Regions from separate parts of the Mus musculus genome. Here regions 1, 2, 4 and 5 are each linked to region 3. The links are chromatin loops, found by intact Hi-C in ENCODE. Cell type or tissue: left cerebral cortex. All regions are shown on one strand. Links, peaks and the distances in the headings refer to the core of each region. The heading gives the core; the rest is flanking DNA. Region 1 holds the start of Erc1 (ELKS/RAB6-interacting/CAST family member 1). Region 2 overlaps Wnt5b (wingless-type MMTV integration site family, member 5B). Region 3 holds the start of Rad52 (RAD52 homolog, DNA repair protein). Region 4 overlaps Erc1 (ELKS/RAB6-interacting/CAST family member 1). Region 5 overlaps Erc1 (ELKS/RAB6-interacting/CAST family member 1).

Evidence for each region. Peaks named below come from ENCODE experiments on the same cell type or tissue, not always from the same donor. Only the 100,000 strongest peaks of a DNase experiment are listed, where the experiment ranks them.
Region 1: a loop joins it to region 3, with 7 times the contacts of the local background. A loop is called at or near these places in 16 of 42 quality-filtered maps.
Region 2: it touches region 3 in a loop (3-fold over the local background); 23 of 42 quality-filtered maps call a loop at or near these places.
Region 4: it touches region 3 in a loop (6-fold over the local background); 16 of 42 quality-filtered maps call a loop at or near these places.
Region 5: it touches region 3 in a loop (2.4-fold over the local background); 16 of 42 quality-filtered maps call a loop at or near these places.

The regions. Positions count from the first base shown.
Region 1 is chr6:119,845,669-119,851,795 of GRCm38, forward strand. It overlaps Erc1 (ELKS/RAB6-interacting/CAST family member 1), which reads right to left and starts at 2,482. Exons shown (of 21, transcript NM_053204.2): 1 at 2,209-2,482. It overlaps 3110021A11Rik (RIKEN cDNA 3110021A11 gene), which reads left to right and starts at 2,525. Exons shown (of 1, transcript NR_030776.1): 1 at 2,525-3,361. In left cerebral cortex, for the core only: a CTCF peak has its summit at 2,684; DNase peaks (open chromatin) are centred at 1,849, 2,595, 2,818, 3,485 and 1 more place; H3K4me3 peaks cover 2,448 bases; H3K27ac peaks cover 1,574 bases.
Region 2 is chr6:119,487,151-119,493,277 of GRCm38, forward strand. All of the region lies in intron 1 of Wnt5b (wingless-type MMTV integration site family, member 5B), which reads right to left. Among named protein-coding and RNA genes, the nearest start is that of Fbxl14, 11 kb to the left of the region's middle. In left cerebral cortex, for the core only: CTCF peaks have their summits at 2,767 (motif pointing right) and 3,830; DNase peaks (open chromatin) are centred at 2,821 and 2,966.
Region 3 is chr6:119,899,908-119,906,034 of GRCm38, forward strand. It overlaps Rad52 (RAD52 homolog, DNA repair protein), which reads left to right and starts at 2,791. Exons shown (of 12, transcript NM_001166381.1): 1 at 2,791-2,928. In left cerebral cortex, for the core only: no CTCF peak of the experiment used is centred there; DNase peaks (open chromatin) are centred at 2,772 and 5,740; H3K4me3 peaks cover 1,845 bases; H3K27ac peaks cover 1,689 bases.
Region 4 is chr6:119,793,393-119,799,519 of GRCm38, forward strand. It overlaps Erc1 (ELKS/RAB6-interacting/CAST family member 1), which reads right to left. Exons shown (of 21, transcript NM_053204.2): 4 at 3,515-3,931. Among named protein-coding and RNA genes, the nearest start is that of Erc1, 52 kb to the right of the region's middle. In left cerebral cortex, for the core only: no CTCF peak of the experiment used is centred there; DNase peaks (open chromatin) are centred at 3,176 and 3,874; H3K4me3 peaks cover 325 bases; H3K27ac peaks cover 918 bases.
Region 5 is chr6:119,784,360-119,790,486 of GRCm38, forward strand. The region is part of intron 4 of Erc1 (ELKS/RAB6-interacting/CAST family member 1); the gene reads right to left. Among named protein-coding and RNA genes, the nearest start is that of Erc1, 61 kb to the right of the region's middle. In left cerebral cortex, for the core only: no CTCF peak of the experiment used is centred there; no DNase peak of the experiment used is centred there.

The DNA of each region.
Region 1 (6,127 bases), core at 631-5,630, 54 kb before region 3:
AAAAACAAACAAAAAGACAATTCTACACTGTAGCTCAGTAAGAGCTGGAACTCACTTTGTAGCCCAGGCTAGCTTCAAACTCAAGGCAATCTCAGCCTCCTAAGCTGGAATTACAGGTGTGAGCCACCACATTTGCTACAAGACATTTAAGATTTATTTTATGCTCAGTTATAGGAAGGATGGAGAGTGTGAATGACGTGAATGAGTGCAGGTGCCTGAGGAGCCCAAAAGTGGAAGTCAGATCATCAGACTATAAATTGATCTATACACTTTATCAATTAACTATCTTTGCCTCCGTTTCCTACCAATCTCTCTACAGGTAGTTATTTTTTCTGGTAGATGAAAGTCTGTTCATGAAGTTAGCATGAAAAACAGTCAGTTGGAGAACTACTGAACCTAACCTATGTGTTTCTCTCTTGAGTTACAGAAAAGCACTCCCCTGGACACTTCCCCAAGTAAATTAGGTAAGTGTTAGGAAAGTTGCTGTTTAAATTTGATTTTATAGCAGTTTCTCTTCTTTTATAAGTGAACTACTGAGTGCTGTGCCTCTCATTATATTACAATATATATCCATCAAATGGCCTATTTTCTTAACAAGAAATATTTTGTCATAAATGATAAGGCACGTGACTACAATAATCTAATAGAAAACAAGAATCCAAAAAAGACTTAGGTTTATTGTGGTAAAGAGTAAAATGCTGATGGACACTGTTCGCCTTAGTAATGTCTCCCAACAACGTACGATACATGTTCCCACAGGGTACCAGAACATTGTAAAATCCCTTGACTCTGACAATATTCCTTAGAAATGGAGGTACTTACGTAAAGAACAATTTCTATTTCATTTTTTAATATTTAGTAAAGACTGAAATAAAGCCAGGTGTGGTGGCACATGCCATTAACTCTAGCACTTGGGAGACAGAAGCAGGCCAGCCTGGTGGGCAGAGCGAGTTCTAAGATAGCCAGGGCTACACTGAGAAATCAGGTCTCGGAAAACAACAAAACCAAAGAAAAAGGGGGGGGGGGGGAGACAACAGTAAGTACACCTGAAAATAAAAAAATAAAATCGATCTTCAAGAAAGCCAGATCATGTCTAATCTCACACTTGGAAGGCTGAGACAGAAGAAGAATCGGAAAAATAGGGACATCCAGATAACTCAACAGAAAAAAGTGCTTATGTCACAAGTCTAATAACCAAAGTTTGATCCCAGCCATCCACAGTGGGAGAACCAAGTCCCAAAAGCTTTGACCTTTGACCTCAAAGAGGGAGGGAGTAATCTATCGTGTGTATGCCAGGCACACACACATAATGATTAAATAAACGCAAAATGTATCAAGGTCTATTGAAAAACAAGATGTAAGAGACAGTTGCACTTTAAACGCTTAAGCAATTTCATACAGTCATCTCCAACAGAACTGTTCACAGTTCGCTCAAAGCAATCAGCCACAACCACCTGCAACTATTACTCTGAGTCCAGGGCCTTTTCTTAACGGGTCAACTCAAAAATGAAAAATGGTACAAAGAGATCAAGCACAGGAGAGGGGGTTGAGGGGGGCAAGGAAAAGAAAAGGCTGATAGCACTTTTGAGGGGCTAAGAGTAATGAGACTCACTCCTTCATGGTTGGTTGCTATAGAATGAAGTTGTCTAAACACCAACATCTTCCTTCTTGTGTGTAAAAACCTCACTCACTCGCGCTCCCAATTTACCAACCCCAAGTCAACGCAAAGGGATTCTCTTCCCTCAGCGAATTCTACTCATCTGACCAAGAAAAGAACCAAAACCCTAGAGTGGCAATGTGAGATCTGCTGCAGTAGCCCCTCCAGCTACCTCCAAGGCGACATCCATGCCTCATTTTCCATCTGAAATACAACCTTTCCTCTTCTATCTAACCAGGTTCAAAATAATAAGATCATCTTAAACATTTTACATCCGATCCACCTTGGCCGCACCCCAACTCCAGGGCTCCCCAATAGCCCCACATCATGCCTCCCACCCTCGGCTCTCGGTGGGCCAGAAGCCCCCCACCTCCCACCTCCAGCAGCGATCCTTACCGCCAGCGCCTTCGCTCCCGCCCAATCCGGGAGCTCCGCAGGGCGCGGCCGCCGGTGGGCTCGGGTGCGCTGGGGCGGGGTCCGCCCTCCCGACCTCCCCATCCTCCTCCCCACCCCCGGCCCAAAAAGGAGGGGGAGGGGTCCCCAAGCCTCACCTACAGCTCCGCCCCTCCCCAGGGGCGCTCTGCCCTGCCCAGCCAGGGCCGGGAGCGCCGAGCCGGGTAGGAAACGACAAATGCCTCGGCGCCTGCGACCTCTGGGCAGATCGAGGTTCCGCCTGACGAGCGAGCCGCTGCCGACGCGGCCGCCTTACTCTCCTCAGGGCCGCCGCTGCTGCTGCGGTTGCTGCTACTGCTTCCCGGACAGCCTGCCGCCGACACTACCACAGCCGCCGCCGCCGCCGCCACCGCCACAGCACGACCGGCGCCCGCGACGTCACCACGCCCCGCCCCCCGCGCACACCTAGCCCCACCCCCTGTCGCCCGCGCGGCGCCCTCGCCCCGCCTCCCGCTCTCCCGGGCCGCTGGGCTTTCCCTCGTCCCACTGGGAAGCGCCCCGCTACGCCGCTCCACGGGACCGCGCGCCAGGATCGACAAGTGCGGCGCTCCGAGGCCGCGAAGGTAACTGGGTGCCGAGGCAGGGTTGCGCCACACGTAGCGCCGCCCCTCACACACACACCCACACCCACACCCACGGCCGAGCGTCCACCGGGAGCCCGGGCCGCGATATTGAGCGAGGAAGGTGCGGACGAGGAGGGGCGGCGTTTGTCTCCTCCTGCTTGCCGTAGGACGTGGACTGCTGGAAGCCCCAGGAGTGGAGTGGCCTTTCCCAAACCTGGAGTCGCCCCGCCCCTTCCTTGGCAAGCCCGTTACCCGAACCCTGGGACGGCCGCCACCTTAGGAAATAAATAGCTCAGGGCTTGTCATTAGAGCCACGGCTGCCTGGACACCCTTTGTCCAAGAGAAGTTAGCTTCTCTCACCCTTGGCTTTTGCGCTGTGAGGCTGTGGAAGGCAATAATACTCTTGAGTCATCTGGGCTGTCCAAGCGGTCATGGCAAAAGACCCTCGCCTCAGTAGGTGGCTTTTTTTGCAAGGATCATTCCAGGGAGGAAGAGTGTGGGCGGAACCTGATGTCCACATGCAGTGTACTGTGCCAAATGCTTCACCGCGTTACCTTTTTTATTTAGCCCTCACACCAAGCAAGGCGAACTACAAAGCAGCTGCTACCTTATTTTAGACAGCCCAGTTTTCTGCTGCTGAATTTCAACCTTTGCCTTTTGTCAAGAGCAAGCCAAAAAAAAAAAAAAAAAAAAAATACGGAGGTGGGGGCAACACATAGTTACTAATCTTAAAAATGTAGATAAGCTATCTCTAAGCCGAAAATCCAAGGGTGGTGTGAATTACACTCATCCCCATACTCACAGCGCTTATTAAGCTAATTTGAAATGCCTTTGAGATGAGAGGAGCTAAGACTCACCGGTTTACTCATCCCTAACCTCCCACCATCATAATTAACCGGCTTACACTCTTCCTAATCCCATTAACATCTTCCCCCATCCTGTAGTATTCACGTTCATCCACCAAACTATATTTTGTCCTTTCCAGATTCTCTAATTGTTCCCTTCCAAAATGCACTTGGGTCATTACAGCTCCTTGGGCACACTAAACTGATTCCCCTTCAGTACATCTAACATATGACAGCCAATTGTTAGAGAGTGTGCAGCTAAACGGGACTATTCAGCAGCCAGAAAAGAATCTTCAAAGATTTCGTTTCTGGGGCTGGGAAGATGACTTAGTGGATACGAGCATTTGCTCTACAAGCAGGAGAACCTAAGTTTGAATCCCCAGCACCCACATAAAACCCAGGCATGGCTTCAAGTATCTGTAACACCAGCACTGCAGAAGGAGGACAGATTGATCCCAAAAGATGAGCTTCTGATGCAGTGAAAGACCCTGTCTCAAGGCAACAAGGCAGAGGGCAATAGAGGAAGACACCTGATGTCATACTCTGGTTCCTTACACACACACACAGAGAGAGAGAGAGAGAGAGAGAGAGAGAGAGAGAGAGAGAGAGAGAGAGAGAGAAATTGAGAAATTGAGATTTCATTTCTTAGATATCTAGGTACTCACCCATTCAAGCCATTCTTTATGGGCTGTTTTTCCAGATACTTCTCTGTATAATAAGTAAAGAGGCGCTTGCCTTGCTATAGGTGTATGTGTCTCTGTTGGGGGTTTTGTTTATCTGTTCGATGCATGGTCCAGGATGTCCTGGAATTCACAACAGTAGCTGGTCCAGTCTCCCTAATGATGAGATTGCAAGCAAGTGACACTACACCTGGCACTCCCCGGGGGATTTGTATGTGCTTGGCACCTGGTCCCCTTCCTCTTCTCCAGTTTCTCTCTTTTGGGATGAAAATATCTGTCCTGTGTATGTCCCAGCTTTGTATCCTGGAAGTGTGTAACTGGTCTGCTTCTTAGCTAGAGAGGATTTTGCCTCAGGATGACCCATCTCCAGTATCACTCATATATAGTTTAGATAATATAAAGACAGAATGTCTTTTATCTGAAATGCTGGGACCATTCTGTTTTTCAATTTGGGGGTGGGAGAAGATAAAAGGATACACTTAAGGAGGTATCGAGGACAGAACCCAATTCAAAACACAAAGTTAATTTATTTCATGTATATCTTTATCAGCAAATATATCCTGAAAGGCACTTAATGCAAGTTTTTTTGGTTGTTGGTTTGATTTGGATTTGGTTTTTCAAGACAGGGTTTCTCTGTGTAGACCTGGCTATCCTGGAACTCACTGTTGTAGACTGGGCTAGCCCTGAACCCAGAGATCAGTCTGACTCTGCCTCCCAAGTGCTAGGATTAAAGGCATGCACTGCTACCACCTGGCTCATGCAGTAGTTTTAGTTTGTTCATAAAGCAGGAGTTTATAATGTGAAAATTTCCACTGGTGTACCATACTGGTGGTCAGGATTTTTCAGCTTTTGAAACATTCCACATTTTTTATTAAGAATATTTAACCTCAGCCGGGTGGTGGTGGCACACACCTTTAATCCCAGCACTTGGGAGGCAGAGACAGGGAGATTTCTGAGTTCGAGGCCAGCCTGGTCTACAAAGTGAGTTCCAGGACAGCCAGGGCTATACAGAGAAACCCTGTCTTGAACCTACCCCCCCCTCAAATAAATAAATAAATAAATTTAACCTCGCTTTGTTTTGTTTGTTTTTAATTTGGGGAAATGTTTATTAGGTGCCCCCCATGGGAACCTCACTGTATTACCTAGACTGGTCTTGAACCAGGCTCAAATGATACCCTATAAACCCTCAACCTCCTACATGCTGGCACTACAGACTTGTGACACCACACCCCATTTAACCTGTATTTAGTTAGATAAGATTTTGAATTTAGAGTTCATGTGGATGTAAATGGTCTCTTGGAATAAATAGAATGCATTTTTAAGTTGAGGCGGACATAAATCCGATGGCCTGGAGAACAGAGTTATATGGATTGAATTAAGTTTTTGAAATTGTAATCCTCAAAGATGCCATCTTCAGTCTGTGGTATGGCAGCACTAACCAACTAATAGAGACCCTAACAAAGAAGTTGAAAAGCCTGAATATAATGGCTCATATTTATAGCTCCAGCACTCTGATGGCCAAAATGTGAGCATGAAATCACCCTGCACTATGTAGTCTGCAAATAAAATAAAAAGAGGCTGAGAAGTACCTAAAGACGTGTGAAAGGGGAGCATGGACTTGAGAAAACAATCTGTAAGTCAGATCTCTTCCATATCTAGAACTCAATAGTACAAAGACAATCCACATTGTAAAATGAGAAAAGAATATGAATCACTATTTCTTCAAAGATATCCAGATAGCCAAAAGAACTTGAGAAGTTGCTCATTACATTAGTCAGAATTAATTATAGGCCAGCCAGAGCTATAGAGAAAAACACTGTCTCGGCACTTAGGAGGCTGATGTGGCAAGATTACCATGAGTTTGAAGCCAGCTCAGGGTACAGAGTGAGACTCAGTTTCCAAAACAAAAGAGAATGTAGCTCAGTGGCA
Region 2 (6,127 bases), core at 125-5,124, 410 kb before region 3:
CAAACTTCGATATGTTTTATGAACACCGCGTTCAGGGTTCTTCCTGAAGCTGATCAAAGTTCAGGTTCACAAATAGCCTAGAATAGGTGCTAGAGAAGCCAGTGGCCTTGGGTGTGTTGTTCACTGTCCCCAGAGGCCTGAGTCAGGACCCACAGTAGTTCCGGTAGTAATGCTGGAAGCCTGTGTTTTGAAAACCTCGGAACTAAGAATGCTCACACATGTAACACACTATGCATACCTGCCTGCATCATAACTTAGGGTCCAGCTGCAGGAACTCTGGCTAGTTCTCCTCGTCAAGGGTGGAAAGGTTGACCTCACTCATGTCTCCTTGTACCCTCCATGGTCCTCAGAAAGTAAAGAGCCCGCTTTTGTTACTATCAAGCACCTCTTTAAAGACGGGGTCTCATGCAGCCCAGGCTGTCCTCAAACTCATTATATGGCCACAGCTGCTCTTGAACTCCACAGAGTGGAATTACGGTGTGCACGGCTCACCTAACTGACACTAGGCCCGTGAGCGTTATCTGCTCGGGGAAGAACAATCATGTTATGCTGCCTGTCTGTAATGGCCGCTCATGTCATGGACCCAGGATATGGGAATTGGACGGTAGGGAAATAGTCCAAGACATAGTTACTATTTCTCAAGCAATATGGGGTCATTCAGCCTTGGCTTGGGCAACACCGCTTTCCTCATTTGGTAATGGCACAAAGTATTACAAAGGTCAGTGATATTGCATCTCCTTAGGAAACTCTTCCCAAACTACCCTTATTTGCATACACATCTGCTTCCATTTCTCAGTCTAGGGCAAGGCTTTCTGAGATTCGGTCTCTAAATAGGAGCCAAACTCAGTCCTGATATTTCTTAGACTCTGGAAAAAAGTTACAGAGGCTGGAACTGAACGGATAGATAAGGGACGGAGGAACGGCAATAGTTAGACTACTAGGGCAAGGCCTGGTGGTACACGCCAGTAATCCCAGTGCTTATGCAGGCAGACAGATCTCTGTGAGTTAGAGGCCAGCCTGGTCTACATAGTGGAGTAATAGCTGGCTAAGGCTAGATGGTAAGGGTAGTAATATTTTTTAATTAATAAACCCCGTCAGTGGGTTTGCCACCTGCCTCGATGCTTCATGTTCCCGAAAGAAACACACACACACACACACACCTCACACAGCCTTAATTTTAATATGCCTGGGCCACTTTGTAACCTCTACACGGTTAAATCCCCCTCCTGCCAATAGTCCTGAGTTATTACTTACTGAACTCTATATTCTATCTTGACTGCTCTGGACCCAGAGGGCAGCTCAACTGTGTATCTGTCTTTCATTTGGGAACACAAACTGTTGAGGTGGGCGGTCTGTTCCATCCCTGTGCCTTACCAGGCTCACAGCTGGCCACTGCTGGGAACAGAGAAGGTAGTCAGGTTTGCAGAGCCTGGACGAGAAAGGCGAATGGCCTTTCCACTCTGCTGAGGTCAGCCCACCTGACACACCTCTTCTGCCACCGTATGTCAGAGGCAATAGACAGAGAATCAGGTGGCCTCCTGGGACAGAAGTTAGCCCATTTTTTCCATACATAGAAGAGTCTGATTGTCCAAAGACCCAATAAGAATTATAGAAATGCATCAGGGCAGTGTTGGCACACACCTTTAATCCCAGCACTCAGGAAGCAGAGGCAGGTGGATTTCTGAATTCAAGTGCAAGCTGGTCAACAAAGTGAGTTCCAGGACAGCCAGGTCTGTTACAGAGAGGAACCCCATCTCAAAACAAACAACCACAGAAGGAACTACAGAAATGCATTACCAATGAGATGAGAAATCCATTACCAGTGATACCATACATGGCTCAGCAGCAAACAGCATCGTTGTTTGCTCTAGAAATAAAGATGCTTAATTAAAGTCAGGCAACAGGCACATTCCCACAAGGTGGAGGCACATTACTAACTAGTACTTAGTAGAGTACTTAGTGCTTGCTTTAGCGTACACAAAGCCCTTGGGCATTATAGGTATGGAGAGACGACTTACTCCTGCAGAAGACAGGTGACTTGACAAATACGGAGGGGCTCTGAGAGTCTACTCTCAGCCTAGGCTGTCTTAGTTCAGATTGCTATTGCTGTGATGAAACACCGTGACCAAAGCACCTTGGGGAGGACAAGGGTTATGTGACTTCCACTTCCACATCTCAGTTCATCTTAAAAGGAAGTCAAGACAGCAACCCAAACAGGGCAGAAGTCTGGAGCAGGAGCTGATGCAGAGGCCATGCAGGGGTGCTGCTTACTAGCTTGCTCCTCATGGATTGGGCAGCCTGCTTTCTTTTAGAACCCAGGACCACCAGCCCAGGGATGGCCCAACCCACAATGAGCTAGGCCTTCCCTCCAATCAATAATTTTAAAATGCCCTACAAGCTTGCCTACAGTCAGAACTTATGGAGGCATAAAGAGTTCAAGGCCAGCCCAGGCAACATAAGACCCTATCTCCGCACAAAGGAGGGAGGACAGAAAACATCTTGTTCCATGACACGCTTCATTTTACCTTCATTTTAGGACATGTACACAGGATTTACCTCTCCTGCTGTTAATGAAATTGAGCTGTGTCCAAACAATTTAGAGGCAGAAAACAGACAAACGTGGTTTCCTTTGCTTTTACTTAATTAAAATGGTTTTGGACTCAATATAAAGCAGTAAAATTAAGTGTAGACAACACAGTTTATTCTTTGGTGAAGACAGAAGACAGAATTTACCCACCAGATCTGCAATTTCTGGATCTTGTCAGTAGGTGGCAGCATTGTCTATGATTTGGTGGCTGCGTTGCGAGACCACCCAGCCCTCCAGGCTAACAAATCCTTTCTCTTGATGTTTCCCCCACTCGCAAGAGTTCTGCCAGGATCTAAGAGTTGACAACTGGAACATTATTTCCTCCAAACACTGAGACTGGCTTTTTAAATTTTTTTCCTTTTTCACCCTTTGGTATGTATACGTGTGTAGGCATGCATGTGTCTGTGAGTCAGTCTGGACAGCAAGCACCTTTACCTGCTGAGCCATCTCAACAGCCCAAGACTGAATTTTAAAGCACCAGCGAGGTGACTCCTGGCACCGTGTCTCTGGGGTGTTACTGTTTCATGGGGATCCCTGAGTTCTAGCAGCTCTGCTTTGGTGGGCCTGGGGGAAAGTATCAGCTGATTCCTTAAGGCTCCTTCTCGAAAACTGTTGGAGTGCTACGTTTGCCAAGTTTGGCAAGTGGGGAGAAATTTTACAATCATGCATGAAGATAGAGCTAAGCATCCTGTTACTGTGAAAGAAAAATAGAAAAAGAGTTGGGAGTTTACATTTTTGTTCTAATTCACTTTAATTATCAAAGGAATGCAGTATATTCACTGCCCACATGAAGCCGTCTTTGTAGAATCTAAAGGGGCCCGTGAAGCCAGACCCTGATGGGTCTAAGAAGGATGTGAGGTTTCTTGCACGGTGTAAATGCAGAACGTAGACGAGAGAAAGGCAGCCGAAGACAAGCATGCACTCAGAGCCGCGGGGCCACCCTGGCCAGATTCCACATGCTGCAGTGAGGGGTGGGCTGAGGGCGTAGAGGATGGGCTCTTGTCCTCTTGACACTTAGAGTCTCTGAGGTCAGAGAATCAGAGCGTGGGTCTGAGGCAGCTGCTACTGCCATGGGACAAAGGAGGGAAGACTTCTACCAGCCTGTGAGCCGGGTGAGCCCCGATTATTAGCTCAAACATACAGAGCTCTTGTTTTGTTTTGTTTTGTTTTGTTTTGTTTTGTTTTGTTAAGAGAATGAATAAGACAGACCTCTAGTATGCGCTGCGCTTGAGTGTGAAGAACATTGCTATTCCCAGAACTACCAAGAGGACTCTTAGAAAATCATGAAATCTCCCAGGGGAGATTATGGAAACCCGTTATGGAAACCATTGCTGAAATGTGTCTCTGAGTGACTATATAGAACGGAGCCGGGTTTGGAAAGAACAATGCCAGGAAGGGAGTCTGCAGACAAGAGAAAGGTCCCCACATGACTCGGAGGACCGAGGACGCTGGATGACAGGACCCTCACAGCCCTGGGCACGGAGAGGGAGGGAGGGAGGGAGGGGGGCTTTGATGTGCAGCCTCCGACAGCTTCGCTTCTGGCCTTCAGGCTTTATATTTATGTGTTGTCATCTCTCTGTCTCCATCTCCCTCTCCCGCCACCTCCTGTACGTTTTCTCTAGTGAAGGTTTTAAAGAACAGAGTTTTTTCTGTGAATTTCACTTGAGGCAGGAATACTCAGCACTTCAGGCCTGAAATGTCCTGTCCAGAGCCCTGCAGTTGGTACCCAAGGGCCTACATTCAGCAGGTAATGTCAACATGGCTTTAATGCACACAGGGAGAAGCCAGGGCCTTCCAGGGAGGGAGACAGTGTCAGATCCCTCATGGGCCCTCCAGGAGGCAACTGACTCCCACAGCCTGAAATTCCATTTCCTCAATGAAGATGGAGTGTGGCTCTGGGGAGCCCAACAAGACAGAAGCTTATATTTTAGATAACTTTCCCCAGATGTCCACCCAAAGGAACCCCCAGTCCTAATAGCAAGACTATAGACAGAACGTTCTCTTGCCCGCCACCCCCCCCCACCCCCACCCCCCCGCACCCGCCTTCCCTAATCCCTCAGTGCTTCCTTCAAACAGTGTCCATCTGCCCTAAAAAGGGACCCAGCACCAGCCTTCCTTTCTTCCTTCCTTTCTTTGGTTAGCCCTGGCTGTCCTGGAACTTGCTCTGTAGACCAGGCTGGTTTTGAACTCAGAGATTCGTCTGCCTCTGCCTCCCAAATTCTGGGATTAAAGGTGTGTGCCACTACCCCCTGGCTACGTGGGCCTTTCTTGATTTCTCCTTGTGAACTGTGAGCTGTCACAGTGAATTCCAGGCGAGGTGGACATAACCAGAAGCCTAAGCAGACATTAGTCCTACCTCGCACATCCGTGACATCCCAGCCCCAGCTGCTACACTCACCCCACTTCCTCATCTGCCAGGAACTAGCAAGAGAAATCAAGGCACTTGCATGCAAGTCACTGCAAGCTCCTTCCCACCCTTCTACAGGCCCGAAACAGGCTGCTACCACTAATCTGCCCCTGGTTTGCAGCTCATCGGCCTTTGTCCTCTAAGCCCCTGATAATGGTTTTACTAAAATCCCCTTTTGATGGAAAAAGTCCCAGCTGGACATTGCAGGGTCCAGCATAATGTCCACGTCTGCAGGCCCCTCTGCCTACCCCACAAAGGCCTCTAATCAAGTGGAAAATGTGCTGGAGGCGGAGGTCTGGGGCTGCAATTATTTTTTAAGGGATTACTAGAGAAGAATAGAAGCAGCCAGGACCGCCCCCACCTGCTCTCCCCTTGGCCCTGCTTCAGACATATACTGAGTCTCTCAGAGACCAGAGCCACACTCTTCCTTTTCCCTGTGGAGGGGCAGCCACCTCGGAACACCACTGTTGCAGAAATAAAGAGTTTGGGGAAAACTTGCAATTCCCGTTTTGACCCCATTTAAGATCTCATGTATATAACCACTGTCAAACAGGATACTGAGTGTGGGGCGTGAACTCATTCATTAACCTCTAACCCCTGCCCTGTATGCCTAGGGGAGATTTGCCCAGTGCCCAGGCACTGCCAGAGTCTGGAGCACTCACTGGGGCTTTGGAGGGCAAAAGGTCATGTTCCCACCTTGCCTGTTACCCCCTCCCCTCTTTCACACACACATACCGACCATCCCTCACCACTGAGCAAATATCCATCCCACGGCAACGCTTAATCTCAAGGTAATGTGTGGGTAAGATCTGCAATGTCAAGCACTACTTACGGCAGTCTTTGAGAGCACGCACTCCCAAGGGAGTTTGTCTGTATCTCACAGGGCCTTTGCGGGTGTCATTTATACACAAATCACCGAGCATACAATTAATCACAGATTGGTGACAACTCCCAGCCTGGCCTTGAGTCCCTGCCTTCCCCATCAGCCTAGGTAGCTGTTCTCCTTACTAACCCTAGCTCTGGGCCATGGATGCAAAACTGATTGCGGATTTCTAACCCCACTCTGGAATGATCAAGGATCTCACAGTTCATCTGGGAAGCTTCAAAGCCAGCATGGAATTCACACTGAACGT
Region 3 (6,127 bases), core at 760-5,759:
CATACACATACCATGTACACACATGCACATTATCTTAAAAAAGAAAGACAATGCTCACCAAAACCATGGGGAACTACTATCTCACAATCTTGTTAGAATAGTCATCAAACACACACACACACACACACACACACACACACACACACACACACACACACACACACAGAGGCCTTGCAGGCTGGCTCAGTGCTATGCTGCCAAGCCTGAACACCTGAGTTTGTTCCCAGAATCCACGTGGCAGAAGGAGACCCCCCAATTCCACAAAGTTATACGTAACCTCCTGCATGTGTGGGTGCATTCACACTCACTGCATGTGCGAAACTAAACCCCAAACACATATGAGGAGTGGAGATGTAGTTGGTACAGTGCTTGCCTAGCACACACGAAGTACTGTGTCCAGTCCTCATCAGGAAGAAAGCAGGGGCTGCACACCTCTCACTCTAGGACTTGGGAACTGAAGCCAGAAGGGTCAGTAAGCAGCCCGGGCTCAATCTTAGCTACACAGTGAGTTCAAGGCCAGCTTGGGCTATCAGGTAAGACCTGGAAAGAAAACCAAAGTGTGTGTTGTGCCGGCAGAGATGAGACTGTTGGGCAGGGAAATGGAACCCTAGCCAACCTTTGCCAACAGATAGGCAAGGCATTTTTGGAACTTTGAAATGAATTGCCCCAGTTTGACTGGAGCCGCAGAGAGACAACACTGAGAGATTGTTCTCTGAATAGAGAAAAAAAGCAAGTTTTTTGTTGATTTGCTGAGCTAGGTAAAGCAGCCCCTTTGCCCCCATTCTTTTTTAGGTGTATGGGTATGAACATTTAGATGTATGGGTATGAACATTTAGATGTATGGGTATGAACATCTTACCTTCATGTATGTATGCACTACGTGCCCAAGAATGCCAGAAGCAGGCATCAGAGCCCCTGGACCTGGAGTTACAGATGGTTGTGAGCTGCCATGTGGGTGCTGGGAATCTAACCCCAGATGCTCTGCAAGAGCAACAATTTCTCTTAACCACTGAGTAAACTCACCAGCCCGTCCTTAGTGGTTTTGTTTTGTTGAGACAGAGTTTCTCTATAGTGTAGCACTGGCTGTCTTGCAACTCCTTATGTAGACCAAGTTGATTTTCATTTGTGTCTGCCCTCTGAGTGCTGAAATTAAAGGTGTGCGCCATCTTGTGCTGCGTCTTCATTGTGGTCTCAGTGGGGTCTCGGAGCATGAGGCCCTTTGGATTTGGGCGGCTATATGATATCCAAAATATAAAAAGATGTTTAACATAAGTAATTATAAAAGGAAAGGGGTTCAGCCACATGGCTCAGTACAAACCTGATGGCCCTCTTCCCTGCGTCCCCTGAGCTTGCAGAGTCTCCATCTCTTCTGCGAGGCCCACTTCGGCTTCCCTGCAGGCACCCGGGGCCAAGCTCCTGCAGGCACCCGGGGCCAAGCTCCTGCAAGCACCACGTTCTGAGGCGCACGGATAACAGATTAATAGTCTATTTTTTTAAAAAAGATTTGTTTTTATTTATATGTATACATGTTTTGTGTGTCTGGGCAAATGAGTGTCGTATGTTTACGGTGCCTTCAGAGGCCAGAAGAGAGCACTGGGTCCCCTTGAACTGTAGTTACAGGTAGTTGTGAGTCCCCTAATTTGGATGTGGGGAACCTAACTCAGGTTCTCTGAAATAGTACGTGCTCTTAAACTGTGGAGCGATCTCTGTAGCCGTAGATGTTCAGGTTCTCCTCCCCTGTCGTTGGGATTGAGTCCATTACTTCCTACATGCCAGGCAAGAGTCCTACTACTAAGCTATAATGCCAACCCTCTTTTTACCTAGACAGGTTTTAAGCCCAGGCTGTCCTTGATTTTGGGATTCTCCTATCTCAGCTTCCCCAGTAGTTTGAGTTACAGGTCTGTGCCACCAGAATGGAAATTTGGTACTCTTGCATCGGCCAGTAGCACAGTTTCAAATGATGTTTTTCTTTTCTTCGAGACAGAGTTTCTCTGTGTAGCATCCTCGAACTCAAGACATCTGCCTGCCCCTGTCTCCTGGGTGCTGGGATTAAAGATGTGGCCACCACTGCCCTGAGAAAGAGTCTTTCCTTTTTGTGCAAGTAATGGGCAAGTTGAGTGACCAGCTAATTCCAGAAACAGAATTCTGAGTTTCTCTTGTAGCTAGTGTCATTGTCCTGTTATCTTGGTCTTGTCAGTATGGACCCTACAATGTGCTAAAGGACTTTCGATTTATTTATTAACTGCATCTGACTCCGTGTTTCTGGGAAGATTAGTTAAGTCAACCATCTAGGAAAACACGAAAGATCCTGGATATAGTGGCCATATAATGAATTGGTTAAATTGCAACAATCTGAAGGCCTGACCATTAAAAACAAAAAGTTCTCAGTATATAAACTACACATTGGAGACGTAGATCTGTTGTAAAGCAGAAAACATCATAAACTGAGATCAGTCTGTGTTTAACTTGGAGTGATGCCTAAAGTGTAACTGTCATCCAGTTAGTTCCGGTTGAATTTCAGGGGAAATCCCACTGGCTGCCAGGGTCTCAGAGTTTAAAAGCACACCGAGGAGAGGTTGGCTCCGGGCGTCACCCAGCCGGGTCACACCAGGGACCCTCGCAGGGCGCCTACGGAAACCGAAGCGGCTTGCTGCGGCTGCGGGAAGGCTGATCGCCGCGGGCGGTGAGATAACAGCCCAAGAGCGCTCAGGATGCTGAGTCCTCCGCCGCTTCCAGTTCGCGACTTGATTTGCGACAGCCTGCTTTGCGGCTCTCGGCGCCTTCTGACTTGACTTACGGCCTTTCCTTCTGTTTTTCTTTGGGCGAGGACTCTGAGCTTGCAGAGTCTCCATTCCTTCTGCGAGGCCCTCTCCGGCTTCCCGGCAGGCACCCGGACCGAGCTCCTGCGTGCACCGCGTTCCGAAGCGCGTGAGTGAGGACGGTCCTCGCCGGGGTGGTTCTAGCGGGGTCGGGGAGCGTGGGGCCTTTCGGATTCGGGCGGCTGCTGGACACGCCCGGCACGGGGGCGTCTCCACCGGGGAGGCCGAGCCCTGAAGCCCCCACGGTTGCGCTGGATCTGGAGGGAGGCGCCTGGTCCGGGGTTGCTGACCGCGTGCTCGGGAGCACCGTGCGACACGCGCGCTGACTGTTAACAGGACTGTCTAGGACAGGGTGAAGTCGGAGGGAGTCGGTGGGGCTGAGAAGAAACTGTGGACTTGAGGAGTTTGACATTCAGGGTAGCCTTTCTGGACTTTGAAAAACGAAGCGTGCATTAGTACGGTTAAATTCACTCCTCGGGGGTGTACAGTTCTCTGGTTACTCATATGCTTGGGGGTTGTGTAACCCCTAGCAACATCGAATTCCATAACATTTTCATCACTCCTAAATAAATCCAGAAGCCACAGTTAGCTCTCCCTCTCACTTTTCCCGTCATCCTAGGACCCCCGTCTGCTTTGTCAGTGAACCTGTTTCACTTGTATGAAATACAGTACTTTGTGTGGGTTTCGGTGGGATCTGTTCCGCAGAATAAAGTTCCGATGTTTGTATCTCGTTTGAATTATCCATCAGTTGATTAAGTTGATGGTCATCTAGGCTGATTCCCCTACATGGCCATCTCAATATTGCTTCTTTAATAAGACCTGGACAATTAACAGCACCAGTTGACATGCCAACTTGGATTGGGGGAGGGGTCTTAAAGGGCCCCGCCCTTAGATGAAGAGCTATACGCAATTAATGACTGTCAGAAAGGGAGAATGGCTTTCCCAGAGATGAACCCCCTAATGGATTACCCAGTACCAAGTGATCAGCCCTAAAATTGTACATGTACATGCTACATTAAACAGACTTAGGGGTTATATTTATTTATTCATATATGTATGTCTCTGTTGTCTGTGTAAAACAAAACAGAAAAAGGCTATGAAGTTGAGAGAGGGATATGAGGGATTGGAGGAGAGAGAGAGGAAATGATGTGAATTATATTTTATTTAAAAAACTGGCTGCTGCTCTTCCCAAGGACCTGGGTTCAATTCCCACCACTCACATGGTGGCTTACAACTGTCTATATCTCTAGTTATAAGGGATACCTTCTTCAGTACTTGTGGTGCACAGATAAGCATGCAGGCAAAACACACATACTTATATAATACAAACATTAATTTTTTTTTTTTTTTTTTTTTGGTTTTTTCAAGACAGGGTTTCTCTGTGTAGACCTGGCTGTCCTGGAACTCACTTTGCAGACTAGGCTGGCCTTGAACTCAGAAATCCGCCTGCCTCTGCCTCCCAAGTGCTGGGATCAAAGGCGTGTGCCACCATCACCTGGCTGTTTTTTTTTTTTTTTTTTTTTTTTTTTTAAAGAATCAAAATTTCTAATCTTTAAAAAAAAATGCAGGCTGGAGAAATGGCTCAGTGGCTAGGAGTAGTGGCTCTTCTTTCAGAGGACCTGAGTTCAATTTCCAGCACCCACATGTCTATAACTTCCATTGCAGAGGACCCAGCACCCTCACATATATGCAGACAAACACCAATGCACATAAACAGTTTTTAAAACAATGTTAGCTGGGTGTGGTGGTACATACCCTTAATCCCAGCACTCAGGAGACTGAGGCAGGTGGATTTCCGTGAGCTCGAGACCAACCTGGTCGACAGAGTAAGTTCCAGAACAGCCAGGGCTACACAGAGAGACCCCCCTACCCCCGAAAGTCACCTCTTTGGCTGGGTTTATTCCATGGTCGTTTGTTTATAGTTGTAATTGTGAATACAACTGTGTTTGTCATTGGTCTGCACAGAGCCTAATGGTTTTTGTGAATTAATTTTGCCTTCTGGTACTTGATTAAAGTGACTGTCAGCTCTGAGACTTTCCTGATGGAGTCTTTGGGTCTCGTGTACAGAGCATGCTGTCTACAATTAAGGGTGCTTTGGCAGCTTCCTTTCCTCTTTCCCTACTTTTTCATTAATTGGTGAGAGACAGGGCCTCTCTCGCACTGGATCAGGCTGCCTCCAAGTGCTGGTTAACGGTGAGTACCATCAGGCCAGGCTTGCATTCTTTTTTTTTTTTTTTTTTTTGTAGCTTTGGCTGTCCCAGAACTGAGAGATCTGCTTGCCTCTGCCTCTGCCTCCCAAGTGCTGGAATTAAAGTCATGGGCCGCCTTGACCAGCTCTGGGTGACAGTTTCACCTAAAATATAGATGGATGCTTTGATGAAATTATAAGACCAAACAGACAAGATATGTTCATTATTTTCAAAATCTAAGTACAGAACGGAGCCGACTTCATTTCTCATGTATGTAGACAGGGTTTGTGGTGATAGCAATTTGAATATGAAGCAAGATTGCCATCCATGTCCCACCCCAGCACTCCCCCACAGGAACAACCTCAAATGTGAGATACACCGACCAAAGTCACCTGGGAAGGGAAAGGAGTTCCTGCCACCTGCCACCAGAAGGCTGTGGGCTGGCCTCTTTCTGGACAAGGCCTTCCTTCTGTGCAGTTTTGGTTTATTCTGATAGAACACTGGACAATATCTGATCTGGACTGAGAAGGCAGGGAGTGGGTACACAGTGAGTTCTAGGGCAGTCTGAATGAGACCCCAACTAGAACAAACAAATGTCCCGTATGTTAATCCCAAAGATGGGAGGAGAAGGACCGTTGACTCACATCATCATGGGCAAGTTAATTAAAGCAAGCAGTTAGTGAAAATAAGCCTTTTCTATTTGTGTACATTGGCTGCCTCCACTTACGGCACGGTTGGAGAGATCAGCATTGGATATGAGGAAGCTAAGACTTTCATAGCTCAAGGGTAGGAGGTTTCCAAGTGTGGGGATTGGCAGGCAAAATAGGCAGAGTTACAGGTGCAGAACAAAGCATAACAAGTAGTTCTAAAGACCTCCTGAAACAAAGACATGGTTGCAAGGTGGGCATAACAAGGTAGTCCTAATAACTGGTATCCATAGCGACCCCTTTGCAACAATGGTGGGTTGCAAGATAGTTATTAACTTTTTGAAACAAAGACATGATTACCATTCCTGGAACAGGCTTACAGAACCATTTGTAGTTAAGGTTGTAGGTGGGACATAGCCCAGTCCTTGAGAAACAGGTTTAATCATGAACAGGAATGAGGCTAGTTTGTCTT
Region 4 (6,127 bases), core at 640-5,639, 110 kb before region 3:
TATATTTAAAGGTTTTTTTGCTTATGTTTTCTTCTAATATATCTTTTTAAATAGTTCTTCAATTCATCTAGAATTTAATTTTATGTAACTAGGTATTTTTGAAATGATGGCATTATCTCAAAATATTGGCCATATACTTAACAATGCAATATTTCTAGACTCTATTATGTTTTTCTTTGATCAAGCTGGCCTTGAACTTTAAATTCTCTGTCACTGTTTCCCAGGTGCTAGTTTTACAGATACATATCACCAGTGGATTCAAAATATATGTATTCTGATCTACCTACATAAGTCCCCCAAGGGTTACCAGAAAATTCCCAGTATAGACGCATTAAATTGATAAATTGGGGGAAATGACATTTGCATATTAGTTTCTGCAATAATGAAATCGAGTACCATCTTTTCCATCAATGGCATTATTTATTCTCTTCCCTACTCTTATCAAATTAATTAGATAAAACTTCAAGAATGCTCTTAAATATCATTAACACAACCATCTTTACCTCTTCCTACTTCAGTATGTGACTAGTAAGCAGAATGCTTTCTAGTAAATATACATTTACTAGACTATTACTTTCTTAAGCCAGACTATAAAACTATCATTCAGTTCTTGTTTTATTAAGCATTTATTTGGTCTGGAGGCGAAGAGTTATTAATTTTATCTAGAATCGTCAGGGGTGTAGGGATTTCAAGGATAGCCAGGACTCCTTAGTAAGCGTCCATCTCAAAAAGGAAAATTGCTTTGGATACTTCTACTCACATGATCACTACTGCCAAATATACATGGTCACTGCTACTGCATGTACATGCAACACTACACACTGACCGTCAATGCAGAACTGATGGAAGTTAAGTCTTGAAGGAAGAAAAGGATTTCCACAGCCACTGTGCCCACTTGCTTTCAAGTAATTTGAAGTAGCATGATTATATTTCTTATAAGACAATATGCTACAAATGGCAGCCTTGAATTGTTTGATGGTACACTCACAGGGAAATATATTTTCTTTTATCATATACAAAATGTATTTATATGACTTATATTTAAAAAAAAAAGTCTAAAACTCCCAGAGGGTTTTTTTTTTCAGTATTTTCGAGCTCAATATGATCCTAATTGTTCATAAATAAACAAACTGTGACTTCCCGTATCCTTTAGCTATTTGGCATTTATTAGTTCCTAAACTACTAGGATAGGTTGAAATGTTCAGAAGCAGCAAAAACGTAATACTCCTAAAGCAGGAAATTATAATTGGAAAAAAGACATCACCAAGTTTGTATTTGTTTCAATACACACCTGGAATTTTTACTTTTGAGGTGCTGTACAGTTTAAAAAAAAAAAAAAAAGTCTGTGTAGCCCTGACTATCATGCAACTCACCATGTCAACCAGACTGGCCTCCGACTCACTGAGCCTCTGCCTCCTCTGCCTCCTCTGCCTCCTCTGCCTCCATCTCCTTTTCCTCTGCCTTTGCCTCTGCCTCCAAAATGCAGGGATTAAAAGCATGTACCACCACACTCAGTAGCTCCATAGTTTTGTGTTGGTGTTAGTTTCTTGGGTGTTTTCATGTGTTCATTTGAGACAGTCTCTCACTATGTGGACCAAGCTGGCTTACAATTCACTGAGATTTGCCTGCCTGTTCCTCCCAAGTGCTAGGATTAAAGCCATGTTCTATCATGCTCAGTTGAATATGTTTATTTGTTTTTAATTTTCTTCTTCCCAAATCATGTTTAAAAGGGATTATTCAGACTCATCCTAACAGTTCGAGGATCCCCACTTCCCCCCATCAAAATGTGAAAGTTAGCTGGTTATAGCGGTGCATCCCAATAATCACAGGGAAGCTAAAAAGAATTTTATATCTAACCAGAAGCACTGGCTCGTTTTAAGTCAACTTGATATAGTATAGAGTCATTTTGGAAGAGGGAAGCTCAATTAAGAAAATCCAACACAGCTCCAGACTGGCCTGTGGGCAAGTTTATAGTATATTTTCTTAACTAGTGACAGAATGGAGAATGGGAGAAAACCCAGCCCATTGTGGGTGACGCCATCCCTGGGAAGTTGGTCTAATGATATATAAGAAAGCAGGCTGGGGCTGGTGAGATGGCTCAGCAGGTAAGAGCACCCGACTGCTCTTCCGAAGGTCCTGAGTTCAAATCCTAGCAACCACATGGTGGCTCACAACCATCCGTAATGGGATCTGACTCCCTCTTCTGGTGCATCTGAAGTCAGCTACAGTGTGCTTACATACAATAAATAAACAAATCTAAAAAAAAAAAAAAAGAAAAATAAAGAAAAGAAAAGAAAGCAGGCTGAGCAAGCCATGGGGAACAAGAAAGTAAGTAGCACCCCTGCATGGCCTCTGCATCAGCTCCTGTCCCAGGTTCCTGCACTCAAGGGCTGGCTTTCCTCAGTGATGGATTGTGATTTAAACTGTAAGTAAAATAAACCTTTTTCTCCACAAGCTGCTTTTGGTCATAGTGCTTGTACTGGCTAGTTTTGTGTCAACTTGACACAGCTGGGGTTATCACAGAGAAAGGAGCTTCAGTTGAGGAAATGCCTCCATGAGATCCAGCTGTAAGGCACTTTCTCAATTAGTGATCAAAGGGAAGGGCCCCTTGTGGGTGGGACCATCTCTGGGCTGGTAGTCTTGGTTCTATAAGAGAGCAGGCTGAGCAAGCCAGTAAAGAACTCCATGGCCTCTGCATCAGCTCCTGCTTCCTGACCTGCTTGAGTTCCAGTCCTGACTTCCTTGGTGATGAACAGCAATATGGAAGTGTAAGCTGAATAAACCCTTTCCTCCCCAACTTGCTTCTTGGTCATGATGTTTGTGCAGGAATAGAAACCCTGACTAAGACAGTGCTTTATAACTGCAATAGAAACCCTAAGAAATCAGACATATAAAATGTATTACAGCTTCTAAATTAGCTCAAGGTAAGATGAATTCTTCCTTAATGCTTTCTTAAAATGTCATTGCCACAGAAAGTGAGGTCTAATCACACAGGCCAGTTTGAGTCTTTCATATAAAATCATGTGTCTCTACATAACTCCTTCTGGCTACACGCCTTGATTTTTAACACATATCTTTCACAACAAGACAACCGTTTCCAGGGAAACCAGAGGAGACACCCATTACTGCTTGAGTGCTGCAGGCATGGGTGAGCAGAGGTGACTGGTTACTAGTAGTTTGTAATTGAGCGCCTGACTCTGGTTTTGCTGTTCTGTCTCTACGAACAAACAGAAGCGAGTAACAAACTGAAACAACCCTGTATCCCCTCAGTCACTCAGGAACCCCTAAGAATCTCATGCAGGGTGACAGGGGTGAGGCTGTTATTGAGTAACATATATGCCAGGTGATGCATTCTGTTCAAGAAAAAAAATCAAAAAGGAAATCACTGAAGTGCTGAAACACAAGAGACAAAATTCCTATCCAGCAGCACAGCAGAGCACATAAATTTATCTAGGGCAAGATTCTGATTAGTAAGGGAAAAAGACAATCAGGAACTAAAAAGGTAGTCACTCACCTCTCTCAACATATTATTCTCTTTTTCCTTCTGCTCCAAAAGACTCTCGAGGTGGTGGACGTGCATCTCCGCCTCTGCGAGCCGTCGCGTTCTCTCATGGTCTTCCTCTGTAGCTTTGGCAGAAAGTCCTTTGCTCTGGAGCATCTCCAGAAGCTTCTTGATGGACTCATCCCGAGCATTTAGGGTCTGCTTCTGAGTCTCAATCCTCAGCTCCATTTCCTCCAGGGTCTTCCGCAGAAGAAACAGCTCTTTGGCTTGCCTCTCGTGCTCAGCATGCAGCCTCTGGAAGTTCTCCTCTGTGAGCTCTGCCACGCAAGGCTCCCCAGTCCTACTGCTGCTATCTTGCTGAAACAGCTGATTCAAGTCCCTCTGGATCCGCAGCTCATCCTGGAGAGCCTGGATTGTCATCTGCATGTGCTGAGAACAACACAAAAAGAAAAACCAAAATCAGCCTTCCCCTCAATTAGCAAAGACAGAGCAGCTTGCAGGCAGCTAAAAATAGCTGTAAGGATTCTCAGAAATATCCTCAGAAATAAAGATTCCTCTTATTCTCTTTAAATTCAAGTTTTAAAACCATGGTAATAATCTATAATTGTCAGTAACTTAATTTGTGCTTATTCCCCCCAACTCAGGAAAAGAAGTATGGCAGTCCTTTACTTTATAAGCCACAAGAAAATCTAGACATCTCAAAATTTAATGGAAATTATCTTAAAGGGAGTGAGAAGACTCTAAATCAGCAGGAGTAGAAAAACAAAATTCCAAAACATAAAAGTCTATCAAAAAACAAAATGACTTTTAATTATTAAAAACATTAATTAGCAAGTACTAGTATTTAATAAGTGGTTATACATAACTTTTTAGCTACAATTTAACATTCACATACATACACATATATATATGTATGTATGTGAATATGTATATGTGTATGTATATATGTGTATATGTGTATATATATATATGTATATATATACACACAAACATACATACGAACTCATGAACACACACACACAAACACCAAAACCAGGTATAATAGTATATGCCTATAATATCATTTTAAAGAGTGAGGCAGGAGTATCTCAAGTTTGAAGCCAAGTGATACATACTACTCAAAAAGCAGAACTAACATAAACTCTATCTTCATAAGAATTGTAAGGTCTAGAATGCTATTGTTGACTGCGGGGACAATGCTGTACTGGATCTATCTCTACAGCTTACTTCTGCTTCACTGAAAATTCATGGATACTAGTAAGTAGCTTTCCTTAGTTCCTTTTCCCAATCCCTGGCAAAGTAACATTATATTCTTTGATTCTGTGAATGATATTCTCGTATACATCTGGCCCGTGTACTAATCATTTAAATTTTATTGACAAGTGGAGGTTATATTAACAGTCAACTTCAAATGATCTTGGAATCACCAAGGAGACAAAACATCAGCACACCAGTGAAGGATTATGATGATGAGGTTAGCTGAGGAGAAAAGACCCAAAAGTAGAAGTGAGAAGCACCATTCCTTGGACTTGAATTCTAGACTCCACAAAAAGAAAGCTAGCCCAGCACAAATATTCATCTCTCTCTGCTGTCCAACTGTGGGGACAACCTGACCAGCTGTTTCAAGCCCCCGCTGCTGTCTTGCCTTCCCTCCCCACAATCTACTACACCTCAAAGTGGAAGACTAAATAACTCCCGTACTTTTTTTAAATTGCTACTGTTGGGGTATTTTGCCATAGCAACCGAAAAGTAACTAAGATGTGAGTATCCGGGCTAGAGAAACCGCTCAGGGGTTAAGAGCACTGACTCTTCTTCCTGAGGTCCTGAGTTCCATTCCCAGCAACCACATGGTGGCTCACAACCATCTATAATGAGATCTGCTGCCTCTTCTAGTGTGTCTGAAGACAGCTACAGTGTACTCACATAAATAAAATAAGTAAAGATGTGAGTATCCAACGGGGAGGTGATTCTTTATGTTTATTAGCAAGATAAACATTCACTTTCTGTGTGTGCCACAAATCTTTCCAATTATGTCATTTTGCACTTAGCACTACTTATGGTGTTTTTGTTTTTGTTTTTGTTTTTTCGAGATAGGGTTTCTCTGTATAGCCCTGGCTGTCCTGGAGCTCACTTTGTAGACCAGGCTGGCCTCGAACTCAGAAATCCACCTGCCTCTGCCTCCCAAGTGCTGGGATTAAAGGCGTGCGCCACCACGCCCGGCTACTACTTATGATTTTTATATTTTTATTTACTCTGTGTGCGAGAGAAAAGGGGGGAGGGGAAGCACAAGCATGTATCCATGGTACAAGCATGGAAGTCAGAAGACAAATTTCTTTTGTTGTTGTTCAAGACAGGGTTTCTCTGTATTGTCCTGCCTGTCCTGGAACGAACTTTGTAGACCAGGCTGGCTACAGAAATCTGCCTGCCTCTGCCTCCCAAGTGCTGTGATTAAAGGCATGCGTCACCACTGCCCAGCAGAAGACAACTTTCAAGAATCGATTCTCTCCTTTTACCACATGGATCTGGAAATTAAACTCAGCACCATCACGCTTGGCAGCAGGTACCTTAACCCTTTACCCACTGAGCTGTCTAGCAGGCCACATGTGATGGCTTTTAAAGAGATGT
Region 5 (6,127 bases), core at 413-5,412, 120 kb before region 3:
CCTCAACTGAGAAAATACCTCTATACTAAGAGGCTATATACAAACCTATAAGCTATGAAAAAGACCATAATATAATATTTTGGTTATTTCTTTCTCCTAATTTACTCACTGTTGCCTGACCAGGAAGCTCACTGATCAACTTTTCTTAAATTCTTACAGAACAGGACTGGAGAGATGGACCAGCAATTAAGAGTTCAACCGGCTTTTCAAGAAGACCTGCATTCAACTCCCAGGTCTCACATGGCAGAGTTGTGAGCTCTGTAACTTCAGTTCCAGGAGATCAAACATCCTCACACAAACACACATGCAGGCATAACACCAATACACATGAAATAAAAATAAATAATTAAAAAATTCTTACAGAAAGAAAAGCTCTTTTAAAAGTGTTTTCATACTATATTCATTTTTTTCTTTCTTTCTTTTTTTTTTTTTTTTTTTTTTTTTAGAGCATCTCTGATTTTACTTTTAGAACAGAATGGTCAACTGCTAATGTCTATGAAAATATTCCAAACTCCCAAAAACCTCACAACCCGAAAAAATTCTGGCTCAAACATTTAAGGGAAGACAGACTCAATCTTAATTAATATACACTGCTACAACCAACTTCAGCCTTAAGTATTTAACTGGATATCATACTTACGTACTTATCAAACATTTCAAAAGCTATTTTTCAAGATCAGACTTCAGCAGCATCCTAAACTTGTATCACACATGAAGCCATTCATACCTTCCAGTCTCCACTAAACCGAAGTCAGGAAATCTACTTATATGTACCTTCAAAACATCCAAATCCAAAAACTCTTTTGTACATTTTTAATACTCCTACCTAACATGAGCCATCTAAAACCCCACACTTCTCGTTACAAGTTCCTACAGTTTGCTTCCCCTACTGCATCTTCTCAATACACTCCTTTAAAACCCAGGTCATCTCCTCCCTCCACACTCAAAACCCTGTGAGGCTCCCCATGTGACATGTCTTCTTGAGAGAGTGTCACACTTTGTGTCTTCCCGCTTCCCTCAGTCACTTTACTTCAGTCACACTGGACACCTAGCTGTTCCCCAAATATACTGGGCTGCTGAACTCTGTCCCATCTCCCATGCCACTGAGCACTTTACCTCCATCTGTTCCCAACTCAAATGTCTCTTAAATGTTTTAAGTGGATTCGCTGTGATGGTATCACTATGTTTAGACAAAAAGTCCATGCAGTTAATAGATACACACTAAAGAAAGGAGGGGTAAAATTACCATGCTAGGATAGTGTTTTAAATTATTTGATGAAGTAAAGAATAAATGAATGCCTATCTCCTGTAATAAGCTTGACTCCTTGCCTTGTGTGTTTGGTAACTGTAATTTGTTATATAGGATAGAAATAATGGAGAAGTCGATATGGGTGTCCAAGTTCTAATGTCTTCTCTAACTAAAACACTGTCCTGCTTGCAACCTCTTTTTTTAAATTATTTTCTCCCTCTCCCTCCTTCCCTCCTTCTCTCTCTGTCTGTCTCTCTGTGTGTGTATGTGTGTATGTAGTAAGTCAATATGTGCACAGAAATTACAAATATAATGGAATTATTATTCTAGCCCGTAAGCTAAAAAGTAGCTTATGGAAGATAAAAATCTATAATTAAAACTTTAAAGAGTACTCTTGAAAAACAGAGCTGAAAACCCAGGTCACTTGGTAGTGTACTTGACTAGTGTGCACAACACCATAGGTAGTTCTCAGCTGGGTGATAGATTCCTAGAACTACATAAAACTGGAAGTGATAGAGGAAGATTAAAAGTTAAGTCTACCCTCCAGTATACAGTGAATTCAACACCAAGACAAAACAGTCTCCAAAAAGTAATTCATTAGAATTTTAAAGGGGAAGGCTGAGGAGATCATTCAGAAATGAGGAGCACTGACTGCTTGCTCTTCCTGAGGACCTGATTCAATTCTCAGCACCCAAATGACAGCTCACAACTGTCTCTAACTCCAGTTCCAGAGTATCCAACACTGTCACACAGACAAACATACAGTCAAAATACCAATGCAAATTTAAAGGGGAAAAAAGGAGTATCAAAAATTTAATTAAAACAAAAGAAAATCAGATGAAGCCAAGCCATGATATGTATTGCCATTAATTGATACTGATACATAAATGTGATAATGTTTTAATATTAGGAATAGAGATACGGTAAGTTTAGTCAAAAGCAAATGAGTGATCATAAAAGCCAAGATCACAGTTGTTCTTAGTGGAACAAGAGAGTCTCTGACGATGATGGGCATTAAAGTTCCCTCTCTATATTTGGGTGATGGGGATTAGAAGGGAGCATATTTCATAATTCTTTAAGCTACACAACTATTTACACTGTTATTCTGAGGTCCTAGGGTTGCATGTGGCAAGCAACGGGTCTCCCACTGAGCGACATCTCCAGTCCTGACCCACAGCACTCTCTATATTATATCTTAAGTTTTAGAATCTATTGAACTCATCTGTTTTCTTCCATTCCACCACTAAAAACATCATTCAGTCCAGATTAGTCTCCCACCAGCATTAAAGCAAACTCACTAGCTGTAGCTTGTTCAGAAGCTATGGTCCCCAAGTGTACACAAGCTGCTCACTTGAGTTTATAGTAGAGACTTCTGAGGATGTTTGCTCCACAAATAAGTGTGAGATTTTTGATTATATAAACATAAAATGAACTACACTAATTATAGACAATTTTCATCAGCCAATAAGACTAAAATCTATACTTACATGGATTATTTATTGCTCCAGTACTTGTAAGTATTGAAGCTGAATTTCTTTGAACTACTTTACAATTTAGGTGTCCAACTAATTTTATGGCATCTCTTCTCCATTATCTATTTCCAAACAAGTAAATTCACAATGCTCCATTTTGTGGTAAACTATTATAATTTTATTTTTAAACCCTAGCAAACAGACTAAGAAAAACAAAACTATTTGAATTTTAAAAATCCTTCTACATGTAATAAGAGATGACCAGAATGCAGTCTAATTCACTCACAAGCACAAAACCCTCCCATTGAAAAACCTGAATCCTATCACAGCACATTTCTACCCACAGGCCTACACACTGAAGCTCATAAGAACACATCCTGTATTCAGTGAGCTGACAAACTCCCCTTTCCTACCTAGTAAATCAAGCCTCTGGCTCACACACTGTAAGTAACTAACAGGAGAGACTCTGGAAATAAAACTAAGTTACTATACAAACAAGTATAAGAAGAAGAATGTGCTATTTGCTCACTTGATTTCATCCCTACTGGCTGAAATTTTTCATTTAAAAATAAATACAACTTGGGATTGTCAAGATAGCTCAGTAAAGCGTTTCCTATGCAAGCTTAAGGATCTAAATACAGTCCTAGAATATGTCCAAAGCCTAGCCTACCCAGCAAGTTCTAGATCAGGAAAGACTCTCTCTCAAAACACTAAGCAGCTGGGAAAGGTGGGCATGCATTTAATTCCCAGCACCTGGGAGGCAGAAGCAGGAGAATCTCTAAGTTCAAGGCCAGCCTACTCTACAGAACCAGTTCAGGGACAGCCAGAGCTAGAGAGAGAGAGATCCTGTCTCCAAGAAAATAAAAAACAAAAACAAAAAAACAAAAAAAAACAAACAACAGAAAAAAAGAAGAAAAGGTTACAGCTACTAAGGAACAACCCCTGAGGCTGACCTTTGGGCACACACACACACACACACACACACATAAATACGCAAACTAGACTTGGGCATGATGGTGTGCACTTGTAATTCCAGCACTCAGGTTGCCGAGACACGAGTATAACTGGACTAACACAGAGAAATAGGCCAGGACAGGACGAAGAACAAGAGTCGGGCATGAAAGGGAAAGACAGGGAAAGGAAGAGAAAGGGGGAGACAGGAGTGAGAAAGGAAAAGGAAGAAGGAAAGAGAAAAGGTAGGCGGAGATGGGAGAGGAGGAAAAGGGAAAAAGAAGGAAGGGAAAGAAGAGAATGGGGGAAGGAAAGAAGGAAAAAAGAAAGGGGGAGGGGAGAGGAAGGAGCAGAGAAAGGAGAGGGCCAGAGGAAAGGAAGAGAGGGGCAAGGGAGAAGGGAAAAGAAGAAAAGGAGAAGGGACAGAAATGGGAAAAGAAAAGGAAAAAAAGAGGGGAGAGGGAAGAAGAGGATGGGAGGGAGAAGAGGGAAGAAAAGGGCAAGGAGGGAGGGAAAAAGAAAAGAGAAAGAAAAATAAATGAATTATGGGTAGAAGTCATGCCTTTAATCTCAGCACTCAGAAGTCAAGACAAGAGGATCTCAATGAAAAGCCTGCCTGTCTATACAGTGAGACCCTATCTTCAAAATAAGTATATATATTTTTAATTTTTAAAAAACATATGGGTAGATATACTATTTGAATTTCCTAATAACATCACATAGTTTCTAATATAAATAAGAAATATGTTATCTCCTCTAATTACCAAATGGATAACCTTAAGTTTGAGAATAAATTAGTAACAATTTGTGCTTCTTTTCTTCAGTAGTTTCTTTCATTTTAAAAGTAAAGAGGCTGGGGACTTATCTGAATGATAGAGGACTTACCTAGCATGCATTGTTTCCTAGGTTCAATCTCTATAACCATAAAATAATAACTCTAATAATAATAGTATATTATTATTAAATCATACTACAGCCTTTGGCCTAGCATGTGCAAGGCCAATGCCATAAAAATATGCTGACCATATCAACATTATTGAAAGAAACACTTATGACTGAAAGTAACACATAAAAGTTCTGAAGTTTCTATGAACATAGTGGAGCATGTGTCCTTGTGGGATGGTGGAGCATCTTTTGGGTATATGCCTAGGAGTGGTATAGATGGGTCTTGAGGTATAACTATTCCCAATTTTCTGAGAAACCACCAGATTTATTTCCAGGGTGGTTGTACAAGTTTGCACTCCCACCAGCAATAGAGGAGTATTCCCCGTGCTCCACATCTTCGCCAGCATGTGCTGTCCTTTGAGTTTTTGATCTTAGCCATTCTGATGGGTGTAAAGTGGAATCTCAGAGTTGTTTTGATTTGCATTTCCCTGAAGAATAAGGACACTTAGAGTGCTTCTCAGCCATTAGAGATTCCTCTGTTGAGAATTCTGTTTAGCTCTGTACCCCATTTTCAGTAGGGCTGGTTTGGTTGCTGGTATCTAAATTCTTGAGTTCTTTATAGAGTTTGGATAGTCGCCATCTGTCAGATGTAGGGGTGAATGATGTGGATGTAGATGTCCTTTCCTAATCTGCAGGCTGCCATTTTGTCTTAATGACTTTGACTCACAGAGCTTTTCAGTTTCATGGGGTCCCATTTATTAATTGTTGATCTTAGTGTCTGAGCCATTGGTGTTCTGTTCAGGAAGCTGTCTTCTGTACCAATGTGTTCAAGGCAGTTCCTCACTTTCAGTTTTATTAGATTTAGTGTATCTGGTTTGTCATTGAAATCTTCGATCCACTTGGACTTGAGTTTTATGCGGGGATCTATTTGCATTCTTCTACATGCAGACATGCAGTTAGAGCAGCACCATTTGTTGCAGATGTTCTCCCTTTCCCATTGTGAGGTTTTGGCTTCTTTGTCAAACTATGTTCATATCGGCTTTATTCCTAATAGCCAGAACTGGAAACAACCTAGATTTCCCTCAACTGAAGAATGGATAAAGAAAATATGGTTCATATACACAATGGGATACCTGGCTATTAAAAACAAGGACATCATGAATTATGCAGGAGTGACAGTCACAAAAGGACATGCATTGTATATACTCACTGATCAGTGGATATTAGCCATAAAGTATGGGATAACCAGGCTAAAATCCACAGACCCAAAGAAGCCAAATAACAAGGAGGTAAAGGGAGGATGCCCGAATCTTTCTCAGAAGGGTAAACAAAATAAATAATGGAAATAAGGAACTGGATAGGAGAGGGCAGTAGGGGGGTTCAAGTATAAGGAGAGCAGGAGAGAAATTTCGGGGCGGGGGCACCTCTAGGATGTGCCAGAGACCTGAGATGGGAAGAGAGGGAAGGCCCCAGGGTATCTATAGGGGGCACTCTACCTGAGACTCCTAGCAGTAGGGGATATGAACCCTGAAATAGCCTAGTCAGGCAGGATTCCTAGTGGAGGGATAAG